Regions from separate parts of the Homo sapiens genome. Here region 2 is linked to region 1. A link is an interaction called in ENCODE POLR2A ChIA-PET data of the cell type or tissue named here. Cell type or tissue: IMR-90. All regions are shown on one strand. Links, peaks and the distances in the headings refer to the core of each region. The heading gives the core; the rest is flanking DNA.

The links. ChIA-PET counts read pairs that join two places held together with the same protein. Peaks named below come from ENCODE experiments on the same cell type or tissue, not always from the same donor. Only the 100,000 strongest peaks of a DNase experiment are listed, where the experiment ranks them.
Region 2: POLR2A ChIA-PET joins it to region 1 with 6 read pairs; 2 of 35 experiments call an interaction of 5 or more read pairs at or near these places.

Annotation. Positions count from the first base shown.
Region 1 is chr16:69,213,920-69,220,103 of GRCh38, reverse strand. The region is part of intron 1 of SNTB2 (syntrophin beta 2); the gene reads right to left. Among named protein-coding and RNA genes, the nearest start is that of SNTB2, 30 kb to the right of the region's middle. In IMR-90, for the core only: no CTCF peak of the experiment used is centred there; a DNase peak (open chromatin) is centred at 2,433; H3K27ac peaks cover 281 bases.
Region 2 is chr16:69,055,703-69,061,886 of GRCh38, reverse strand. The region is part of intron 17 of TANGO6 (transport and golgi organization 6 homolog); the gene reads right to left. Among named protein-coding and RNA genes, the nearest start is that of HAS3, 47 kb to the left of the region's middle. RefSeq lists an enhancer at 3,948-4,167. In IMR-90, for the core only: no CTCF peak of the experiment used is centred there; DNase peaks (open chromatin) are centred at 3,656 and 3,996.

The DNA of each region.
Region 1 (6,184 bases), core at 514-5,513:
ATCAAGAGGCTTAAGTAAGTTATGGGTACCTTCGCTTAAAAATGCAAAACCTGGAGTTGGGCACAGTGGCTCATGCCTGTAATTCCAGCACTTTGGGAGGCCAAGGCAGGCAGATCATGAGGTCAGGAGATCAAGACCATCCTGGCCAACATGGTGAAACCCCCGTTTCTACCAAAAATACAAAAATTAGCTGGGCGTGGTGGCACGTGCCTATAATCCCAGTTACTCGAGAGGCTGAGGCAGGAGAATTGCTTAAACCAGGGAGTCGGAGGTTGCAGTGAGCCAAGATCGCGCCACTGCACTCCAGCTTGGTAACACAGTGAGACTCCATCTCCAAAAACAAAACAAAACAAAACAAAACAAAACAAAACAAAACAAAACAAAATAAAATAAAATCTGGTTTCTATGACTATTGCGTACAAACTATTAAATAATTGAAGAAATTTACAACCAAATGAGACGGACTTTTTAAATATACTAGAATCATATTCACTGCCTCAGAGAACTGAGTTATTTTCTTTCCCCCTCTTGCACTATTACTGACTCATAGCATGGACTTGAGCAAATTATTTAGTCTCTAGGCTTGTATTCTAATCATATGTGTAGTAATGACTATTAACTGCCATTACATGCACTTAAGATTCTCAGCTAAACATAAATCATCACATTCTGCAATACTATTTGTTCTGCCTTTGGAGGGACTGCCTCATATTCCAGAGATATATTAGAATGTTCTTTGAGTTGACATCTCCAGTGATCCAGCCATTAAATTAACATCTCCCTATTCCCCAGCTCTTCCATGATGGCCCTTGATGGTCCTGATCTAATTTTCCTTAGGTTATTTAATCTTTCCTAATATCAATCAACTGTAGTTCCATGGTTCATAATATGGTATTTATGGCTAAACAATGAAAAGTTCCTGAACCAGACCTGATGTCTTACAGGTACTGCAAACTTAACAAGTATGTATTAGACACTTGGATGGCTAATCCAATACCCACTCCCAATCCTCCTCTCTCTCCTATCTATCTTCACCATAAAGTTAAATACTCACTTCTCCAATGCCCCTTGCAGTTACTGGTAACCATTCCACTAGTTATGGCCAACAAGATGTAAGCTAAAATCTGTAAGGGGCATCTGGGAAAGCTTTTCTTGATAAAGAGGACAGACCCAACCAGTATCTTTCCCTTTCCCCTTCTTCCTGCTTTGAATTTATGCCTCAAGGCAGCTTTGGATAAGATGTCTGGAGTTGCAATCATGAGATAAACAACCTTATTATGAATAACAGAACAAACATGATTATCATAGAGTGCTGCATCAGTCCTAAAAGAGTCTACCTTCAGACCTCTTATGATTTGAGATTTTAAAAAATTGTTTGTAACAGGCCAGGCACAGTGACTCATGCCTGTAATCCCAGCACTTTGGGAGGCCGAGGCAGGTGGATCACGAGGTCAGGAGATCAAGACCATCCTGGCTAACACAGTGAAACCCCGTCTCTACTAAAAATACAAAACATTAGCCGGGTGTGGTGGCAGGCGCCTGTAATCCCAGCTACTCGTGAGGCTGAGGCAGGAGAATGGCGTGAACCTGGGAGGCAGAGCTTGCAGTGAGCCGAGATCGTGCCACTGCACTCCAGCCTGGGCAACAAAGTGATACTCCATCTCAAGAAAAAAAAAAAAAGAAGAAGAAGAAAAGAAAATGGAACCATCAATGCTTTGAAAACATCAAAGAATACTGTCATTTTAGAACTATCTACATTTAATTCCAAAATTCCATGACAAATATTCTTGTCAAGTAATATTAAGTTAATACTATAGAGCAGCTTTGGATATGTGGAAGTTTGCCCTTGCAACTGACAGCCAATATGTGTTAATATTAGCTTCCTATAATCAGTAAGCATGCTTATCCTGTGATTATATTTATCTTTATGCATGCTAAATCCTCCTCTCTCTCCTGGAGATTATTCTAGGAAAGAAGAAAGATTCACCACTATAATACATATACATGAATTATAGAGCTATACCCAAATATAGCCTAGTTAAATTACCATACTTAGAGAAGATTAATGAAATAACTATTAACTCCAAGTGTATTGTGTTTACCACCTGCCACCACACACACAAAGTGTCCTGTGCACAAAGACAATAGATAACAGAATTTCAGAGCTACAGGAGACCTCAGTAATAATTCAGTCCAACATGTTCATTTTTACCTAAAAAAAATTTTTTTTCAGGCAGCTCTCTCAACCAGGATAAGTTGAGAGACTCCTACAACATGCTTATTTATAAAGATATTTAAACTGAAACCTAAGAAATCTGAGGCCTAAAGAAATCAGAAAACTTCTTCTAAGTCACAGCCAGCCTACGGCAAAGCCATGGCTAAAAACCCTTGTCATCTGCTCCTGAATTTATCTCCAATCTTCCATTTGTTTTTTTAAGATAGCATAAAATCATAAAGCACTATTTGTATAGATTACTCAGCAGCCAGTACAAATGAGTCAGAACTCAAGCTTGCTCACTGGGTCTTTATAGTTAAAAACTGAAGTAGTCAGCTTTTATCTAAGATTAACACAAAAGTCTCACCAGTTATGAGAGTAAGTGAGCATTTTAAAATTTTTAATTTTATTTTTTTGAGACAGGGTCTTGCTCTATTATCCAGGCTGGAGTGCAGTGGCTCAATCACAGTCACTACAGCCTCAATGTCCTGGGTTCAAGCAATCCTTCCACCTCAGCCTCCCAAGTACCTGGGATTACAGGTGCATGCCACAATGTTCGGCTAATTTTTGTATTTTTTGTAGAGACAGGGTTTCACCATGTTGCCCAGGCTGGTCACGAACTCCTGGGCTCAAGTAATCTGCCCACCTCGGCCTCCCCAGTGAGTGAGCATTTTAATTCATGTTTTAAAAATGGGAAAAAAGGAAAAAGAAAGGCCAAACATATGCCTTGGCTAATAATCTAACAGAAGGCTACATTTTATTACTTTACCGTTAACGTACTGTAAAGATTCAGGCCACAGTCTTTTCACTCAGAAATAACTCACTTTTTCTATGTCAGATATCCAGACTTTAAAAAAAAAATGATCAGGGATCAATATTTAAGTCAGTAGGCTTCCCACTCCAGAAGCAAATGGTCGTTTTTGAGCCATTGGAAGTACTAAGGAGCCTGGACAGTCATAGCCACACTCTCCTTCCCACTCATGGGCTTTGCAGCAATGACAGGGGAAGAGCATGGTTAGAAAAGTGGCACAGCAACCCCAGCCAAACTAAAAGTAGATAAATGGCACCAGAGAAGAATACTATTTTTCAAAAGAAGGTTATTACTTTTTAGAAGAGATTGTGCTTCCCATATGTCCATCCCTTCAGAGCTTACATCCATGTAAGTGGTTTAATTCCATTACTTCTATTTTTTTTTGGGGGGGGGGCAGGGTCTCACTCTGTCACCCATGGGGCTGGAGTACAATGGTGCAATCACAGCTCAATGCAGCTGTGACTTCCCATGTATAAGCGATCTTCCCATCTCAGCCTCCTGAGTAGCTGAAACTATAGGTGCACACCATGCTCAGCTAATTTTTTTTTTTTTTTAATTGTAGAGGTGGGATTTCATCACGTTGCCCAGACTGGTCTTGAACTCCTGATCTCATGCAATCCTCCCACCGTGGCCTCCCAAAGTACTGGGATTATAGGCGTGAGCCACCATGCCCAGCCTGATTTCAATTTCTTTATATATAAAATCATAATACCTATCCTTAGGGAATTATTATGAAGATTAAGTGAATTAACTTGTGAAAAATAATTTTAAAAATTGTGAAAGCCATACAAATTTCAGGTATTACCATTATTACCTAATTCAGCAGAACTTGACATTTTCATGGATTTCAGAAATTGACAGAGTACATGGTAAAGAGCAGGAGCTCAGTAAGTGTTTACTGAATGAATTAACAAAATAATTAGAACCTCCTTCCAAGAAGTATTATCTTATATACATAATGGGCTGGGTGCAGTGGCTCCTGTCTGTTAATCCCTGTATTTTGTGAGGCCGAGGACAGAGGACGGCTTGAGCCCAGAAGTTCAGGACCAGCCTGGGTAACATGGTAAGACCTCCCCACCCTCATCTCTACAAATTTTTTTCTTTTTAATTAGCCAGGCACAGTGGTGCATACCGGTGGTCCTAGCTACTCAGGAGGCTGAGGTGCAAGGATCACTTGAGCCTGAGAGTTTGAGGCTGCAGTGAGCTGTGATCACGCCACTGCACTCCAGCCTGGGTGACAGATCAGGACCCTGTATCAAAAACAAAAGAAAAACCTCTGAGCCTTTCTGTATCTGATCTATGCATGCAATAGAACTGCTGTGAGGGTTAATGAGATAAAGCGCATAAAGCAAGCCAGGACTCTAAAGAAACATGTTCCTCTCAGCACCTTCTTAAATATATGAACCTGTCACACTAACATCATAAAGGCCAGAAAAAAGCTGAAAATTCAAGTTATAATAGCTTTGGTACCGCACACACATCCACAAATCTTTAAAACGCCCCAGTGCTCTAATTTAATAATTAAGTTTTTAGTTTCTGTTGGTGGAAATCCTGGAAGCAGAAGAATGGTAAACAAACATTATCTCAGTAACAATGCAAAGAAGTACCTGGAATGAGTAGGAGAACATACACGTATGAACCATAATGGCTTCTTTAATAGGAAACATCTCACTTTTCTTTTTTTATTTTTAGAGACAATCTTTGTCACTTAGGCTGAAATGCAGTGGCACAATCCTACAGCCTTGAATTCCTACAGCCTCAAATTCCTGGGCTCAAGGGATCCTCCCACCTCAGCCTCCCGTGTAGCTGGGACAACAGGCATGCATCACCACACCTGGCTAATTTTTTAATATTTTCATAGAGACAGGCTCTCACTGCATTACCCAGGATGGTAAGTAACCCTTACTTAAAGTTAAAATAGGCCGGGCACAGTGGCTCACGTCTGTAATCCCAACACTTTGGGAGGGAGTGGGTGGATCGTCTGAGGTGAGTGGATCATCTGTGGTCAGGAGTTCGGGAACAGCCTGGCCAACATGGTGAAACCCCATCTCTACTGAAAATACAGAATTAGTCAGGCATGGTGGCACATGCCTGTAATCCCAGCTACCTGGGAGGCTTAGGCAGGAGAATAGCTTAAGTCTAGGAGGTGGAGGTTGCAGTGAATCGAGACTGCACCACTGCACTCCAGCCTGGGTGACAGAACGAGACCATATGTCAAAATTAAATTAAATTAATATTAAGATAAAAAACAGGCCAGGCACGGTGGCTCACGTCTGTAATCCCAGCACTGTGGGAGGCTGAGATGGGTGGATCACCTGAGGTCAGGAGTTCCAGACCAGCCTGGCCAACATGGTGAAACCCCATCTCTACTAAATATACCAAAATTAGCCAGGCGTGGTGGCAGGCGCCTGTAATCCCAGCTACTCAGGAGGCTGAGGCAGGAGAATCACTTGAACCCGGGAGGTGGAGGTTGCAGTGAGCCAAGATCGTGCCACTGCAATCCAGCCTGGGCGACAGAGCGAGACTCTGCCTCAAACATACATACACACATATGTACATATAAAATATATGTTTATTAGAGTTGTATATATGTTGAAGCCACAACACACTACACAAAAACTCTAAAATAAGACCAGGTGCAGTGGGTCACACCTATAATCCTAGCACTTTGGGAGGCTGAGGTGGGCAGATCACTTGAGGTCAGGAGTTCAAAACCAGCCTGGCCAACATGGTGAAACTCTGTCTATATGGAAAAATACAAAATACAAAATACAAAAAAATTAGCCAGGCGTGGTGGTGCACACTTGTGATCCCAGCTACTTGGGAGGCTGAGGCAGGAGAATCACTTGAACCTGAGAGATGGAGGTTGCAGTGAGCCGAGATCACACCACTGCACTCCAGCCTGGGCAACAGAGCGAGACTGTCTCAAAAAAAATAAAAAAAAAAAAAATAAAAGGCTGGGCGTGGTGGCTCACGCCTGTAATCCCAGCACTTTGGGAGGCCGAGGCGGGTGGATCACGAGGTCAGGAGTTCAAGACCAGCCTGGCCAAGATGGTGAAACTCCATCTCTACTAAAAACTACAAAAAAATTAGCCGGGCATGGTGGCAGGTGCCTGTAGTCCCAGCTACTTGGAAGGCTGAAGCAGGAGAATCACTTG
Region 2 (6,184 bases), core at 708-5,707, 160 kb after region 1:
CCACCATGCCCGGCTAATTTTTTGTATTTTTAGTAGAGATGGGGTTTCACCGTCTTAGCCAGGATTGTCTCGATTTCCTGACCTTGTGATCCGCCCGCCTCGGCCTCCCAAAGTGCTGGGATTACAGGCGTGAGCCACCGCGCGCCCGGCCGGAAATGCATTCTGTAGGAAGATGAAAAGATAAGATAAATGCAGTTTCCTCCTTGGCTGGGAGCAAGCATTATGGCAAAAACCTCTGCCCAGAGGGGATGAACTAAAGGAAATACATATGCTAAAATTTTGACAGCTAAATAAATAAATATAAATATAATGGGAAGATGACTTTTTTGTTTTTGAGACAGAGTCTCACTCTGTCGCCTAGGCTGGAGTGCGGTGGCGCGATCTCGGCTCACTGCAACCTCTGCCTCCCAGGTCCTGCTTTCAGCCTCCTGTGTAGCTGGGACTACAGGTGCATGCCACCACACCCCGCTAATTTTTGTATTTTTAGTAGAGATGGTTTCACTATGTTGGCCAGGCTGGTCTCAAACTCCTGACCCTCAGGTGATCCACCTGCCTCGCCCTCCCAAAGTGCTGGGATTACAGGCATGAGCCACTGCGTCCAGCCAGAAGCCAAATTTTGAAAAGCAGAGTGATTCTAGCCGAACATCAGTATTCATTCTGTCACTCTGCCTCAGGACTCCTTCACTCAGCTGATTTGGTGATAGCAGGTCCATAACCCAACTGCAACAACAAAAAAACCCTGTAGGTGTTTCCAAGTAAGGAGGCAAAATTCCCTCCTTAAGAGATCTTAAGAAAACTTGTTGAGGCAACTTTTGCTCTTGGGAAACCTGAATACTAGATTTTGGAAGTCCCAGAATTCCCAGTCTTTTATTTTTTTGTTTTTTTTGTTTTTTTTTTAGACGGAGTCTCCCTCTGTTACCAGGCTGGAGTGCAGTGGCGCTATCTTGGCTCACTGTAACCTCTGCCTCCCGGGTTCAAGTGATTCACCTGCCTCAGCCTCCCGAGTAGCTGGGACCACAGGCGTGCGCCACCACGCCCAGCTAATTTTTGTATTTTTAGTAGAGATGGGGTTTCACCATGTTGGCCAGGATGGTCTCGATCTCGTGACCTTGTGATCCTCCCGCCTCGGCCTCCCAAAGTGCTGGGATTACAGGTGTGAGCCACCATGCCTGGCTTAGAATTCCCGGTTAAAGATCAAGATCTAAAAAGTCATTTATTGCAAAGGTGGGTACGAAGGAATTTAAGAGCAATGTTCCATGCCTCTTTTTTTTTTCTTTTTCTTTTTTTTTTTAAGAGACAGAGTCTTCTCTGTTGCCTGGGGTGGAGTGCAGTGGCACAATGATAATTCACCGTAGCCTTCAACTCCCGGGCTCATGTGATCTTCTTGCCTCAGTTTCCAAAGTAGCTGGGACTACAGGCATGCACCACTATACTAAGCTACATTTTTTATTTTAGTAGAGATGAGGCCTCGCTATGTTGCCCAGGCTGGCCAGGCCTCTTACAGAAATGATTTCATTCACTCATAAACAGGGCAAAGTGCTAGCTTTTGGGAATATAAAAGTGAATGGAGGCTGGGGGCAGTGGCTCACACCTGTAGTCCTAGAACTCTGGGAGGCTGAGATGGGCGGATCACTTGAGCCCAGGAGTTCAAGAGCAACCTGGGCAACATGGTGAAACCTCATCTCTATTACACTTTAATTAAACTTAAAGAAAAAAAAGCCTTTTCATAAAAAGTATAACATGTAGCGGAGTCCTACAGGATTAATACAAACTCATCAGATGGATAGCTGGGGGAAGGAAGGCATTCGAGGCATAAGAAACAGTATGGACCAAGATGTGACCAAGATGTGGAGGCAGGAATCAGGATGGCAGATTATTCTGGGGCTGCCATGAGCTTCTCAGGGCATAAGAAGGCAAGCATGGGACAGAAAGTCATAGAAGGCAGGTGGGTCCAGATTACAAAGGGCCTTGTATGTCATGCAAAGGAGTCTGACCTTCATCTGATAGACCACAAGAAACCACTGAAAAATTATTAGTCGGGACCAGACTTAGCAGATTTGCATCTCAGGAAGATCTCTCTGGCTATAGTTCCCTTACCATCCCTGGGTAACTAAGTACCTGTTGACCCAGGAGAATTAAAGAGTAGAAAAGTGGCCAGGCCAACATGGTGAAACCTCGTCTCTACTAAAAATACAAAAATTAGCTGGGTGTGGTGGTTGTGCACCTGTAGTCCCAGCTACTCGGGAGGCTGAGGCAGGAGAATCATTTGAACCCGGGAGGCAGAGGTTGCAGTGAGCAGAGATTATGCCATTACACTCCAGCCTGGTGACAGAGCAAGACTCCGTCTCAAAAGAAAAGAGAAAAAAAGAAAAAAGAAAAGTGGCCAGGCGCGGTGGCTCACGCCTTTAATCCCAGAACTTTGGGAGGCTGAGGCGGGCGGAACACCTAAGGTCAGGAGTTCGAGACCAGCCTGGCCAACATGGTGAAACCCCCTCTCTACTAAAAATGCAAAAATTTCTGGGCATGGTGGCTCACGCCTGTAGTCCCAGCAGTTTGGGAGGCCAAGGCAGGTGGATCACTTGAGGTCAGGAGTTCGAGACCAGCCTGGCCAATATGGTGAGACCCCCATCTCTACTAAAAATACAAAAAATTAGCCAGGCGTGGTGGCGTACACTTCCCAGATAATTGGGAGGCTGAGGTGGGATAATTGCTTGAACCCGGGAGGCAGAGGTTGTAGTGAGCCATGATAGCGCCAATGCACTCCAGCCTGGGCAACAGAGCAAGACTCCGTCTCAAAAAAAAAAAAAAGAAATTAGCTGGGCATGGTAATGGGTGCCTGTAATCCCAGCTACTTAGGAGGCTGAGGAAGGAGAATCACTTAGACCTGGGAGGCAGAGGTTGCAGTGAGCCGAGATCGCAGCATTGTATTCCAGCCTGGGTGACAAGAGCAAAACTATGTCTCAAAAAAAAAAAAAAAGAGTAGAAAAGTCCAGTGGTTAAAGACCATTCTGGCTAACACGGTGAAACCCTATCTCTACTAAAAATACAAAAAAATTAGCCAGGTGTGGTGGCGGGCGCCTGTAGTCCCAGCTACTCGAGAGGCTAAGGCAGGAGAATGGTGTGAACACGGGAAGCAGAGCTTGCAGTGAGCCGAGATTGCGCCACTGCACTCCAGCCTGGGTGACAGAGCGAGACTCCGTCTCAAAAAAAAGAGAAAAGTCCAATGGTTAAGGAAGCAGAAGTCTCAGGAACCCAGGTTTGTCCTAATACACTTGTAATACTTCACCTCTTCCTCAAGTATGATCTCAAGCCAGTTCTAATTAGTTCCTTCAGAACAGCCAAGCTGGCAATAAGATAGCCTGGGTTTGCATTCAGTTCTCCTGCTTACTGGCTGTGTGGCATCCGAATGTAAACCTTCTGGACCTGAATTTTCTTATCTGTAAATAGAGTTAATAAGCATATGTCTCTCACAAGGTTGTTAGGGGGACTCAGTGAGATAATAATGTAAAGAATTTAGCACTCTGCCTGGCATACAATAAACCCTTAAACAGGATTAGTTATATTACTATTAAGTATCAAACCTTGGAGGACATGGAATTTATTTGGCGCAGATTTGCTATGAGCAAACAATCCATGGGGTGATGAGCAATGAGCTGGAACAAACCCCAGAGCATCAATCCAGGCTGTCATTTCGCGTCACCCCAAGGAGGGTACACTTAGTCAGAACTCCTCCCTTTCAGAGGATGGAGCAAAGATAAATGGGTTTTGCAACCTGTAGGCCCATCTGATTATCAGAATAATCACTCTCTGGGAAGAAATAATCCCCGAATCAGGTTGTAGACAAGGAGGAAAAGTCCCAGGACTGACTCCCCAGCTTGGCAGCCCTGAAGGTGTCTGGTCTCTTTCAGTTTTTCTCTACCCCATGCTTTTTTCAGTTCTGTGTACATTGTGGGAAGTTGCTGAATCGCGTAGTCTGTGGTTGGACTGTGCTTTTGGCAAGAGGTAGGGGAGCATGAGGAAGGGTAAAGAAAGAAGCCAAGGTTGTTTCCTGCTTTTGCTCTCTTACAGAGCTCCTGTTGGCAGGTCCCGGGAGGTCAGGAAACCCGGGTGCCTGAACACTTTCCCATCACTGTCTCATCATTCTCCTGGGCTAGCAGTAAATACGCCAAAGGGATGTGGTCTGGCCTCTTTTCCTTTTGGATTTCATGGTTTCTGGGATTGGAAGCAGCCTTCTGTTGGCCATGATCTGTGTAGGGAATGCCCAGGTGACTCAGAATTGGAGTTCTTCAGGTGACAGGGACATAGAAAATGGTGTGTGAGCTCTGGAGCTGCACTGCCTGGGTTCATCTATTGGCCTGCCATTTAATAGTTGTTGAACAAGTTACTTAGCTTCTTCGTCTTAGTCTCCTCATGTTTAAAATAGGGATAGCAGAATTCTGTGAGCCTATTTGGCTTAGGAAGCTGGCCGTAAATAAAAGAAAAAAGAGTGATAGTAATCATACTGAAATGGGGTTACTATAAGGATCTGGTGAATTAATTAATGTAAAGCACACAGATATAAGTGCTGTCATGTAGTAAATGCCTAAATAAAAGTGTTTTGTGTAGTTTTAATTTATACTCTATTTTTCAGAAACACAACTACCATATAAACTGAGAGAGTATTTTTATTTCTTTGGGATTTTACAAAGAGCAATTTACCATTTTTGAAAATCAGGCCATTCACGGGAACTTGTAGTTCCAGCTAATCGGGAGGCTGAGGCAGGAGAATGACGTGAACCTGGGACGTGAACCCATGAGCTTGCAGTGAGCCAGATCATGCCTCTGCACTCCAGCCTGGGCAACAGAGCAAGACTCCATCTCAAAAAAAAAAAAAAAAAAAAAAAAAAAAAGAAAATCAGGCCATTCAAGGCTGGGCTTGGTGGCTCATGCCTGTAATCCCAGCACTTTGGGAGGCCTGGGCAGGCGGATCAAGAGGTCAGGAGATCGAGACCATCCTGGCTAACACGGTGAAACCCCGTCTCTACAAAAAATACAAAAAAATTAGTTGGGCGTGGTGGCAGGCGCCTGTAACCCCAGATACTCGGGGTTACTGTAACTGGTAACTTGCATTGCTAATGAGTGCTAATTCTTCCTGGCATTAACTTTGGAAAATTATAAACTATTGTCTCTTCATGAGCTTTAGTTACCTAATTCATAAAATAAGACGGTTGCATTATTTCCCAAAGTATCTTTCAAGGAACTTGGCCTGCTTATGATGAAAAAAGGGTTCTTGGTAAATGAATTTAGGAAATTGTGGGTTTTTTTTTTTTTGCTGCAGGACTTCGCAGACTTCTTAATAGGCTAACATGTACTGAGTCTCCAAGAGGAGAATGTCTAGTTGTATACAGCATTTTCTAAGCTTATTTGACCAGGAAGACCTTATTTCAAAGGAGCAGCTCATGAAGTTAGTGTGCCAGGGACATTTCTGTGAAATATAAATTAAATATTCTAAATCCTCTTCCACTTCTAACATCCTAAAATTCTGTGACATTAAATGTTTAAATGAGAAACTTTTGGCCATTTTAAATAACAATCAGAAGAGTAAAGCAAAAGCTAGCCTACAGAAAATAAAATATTGTAAATCTGATGCAGAAGAGGAAAACAAACCAAATTCTAACACATGTAGATCTATGTAAATGATTTTGCAGAAGAGGCAGAAAGGGAATAGTTTTAAATGTTAGAGTTTCTACACTGTCCCTTATGTCATCACTAGCAAAGGTTGAACATTTATAACTTAGCAATCCCAGCAAGGTACTGAGTCCTCATCTTTTCAGCTTTAATTTTCTTTTTTCTTTTTCTTTTTTTTTTGAGATGGAGTCTTGCTCTTGTTGCCCAGGGTGGAGTGCAATGGCATGATCTCGGCTCACTGCAACCTCCGCCTCCTGGGTTCAAGCAATTCTCCTGCCTCAGCCTCCCAAGTAGCTGGGATTACAGACGCCCACCACCACTCCCGGCTAATTTTTTGGTATTTTCAGTAGAGAAAGGGCTTCACTATGTTGGCCAGGCTGGTTTCAAACTCCTGACCTCAGGCAATCCACCTGCCTCGGCCTCTCAAAGTGCTGGGATTACAGGCGTGACACGCCAGCACGCCTGGCTCAGCTTTACTTTTCAAGCCCATCACTAACATCACGTGGATTTGGCCAAG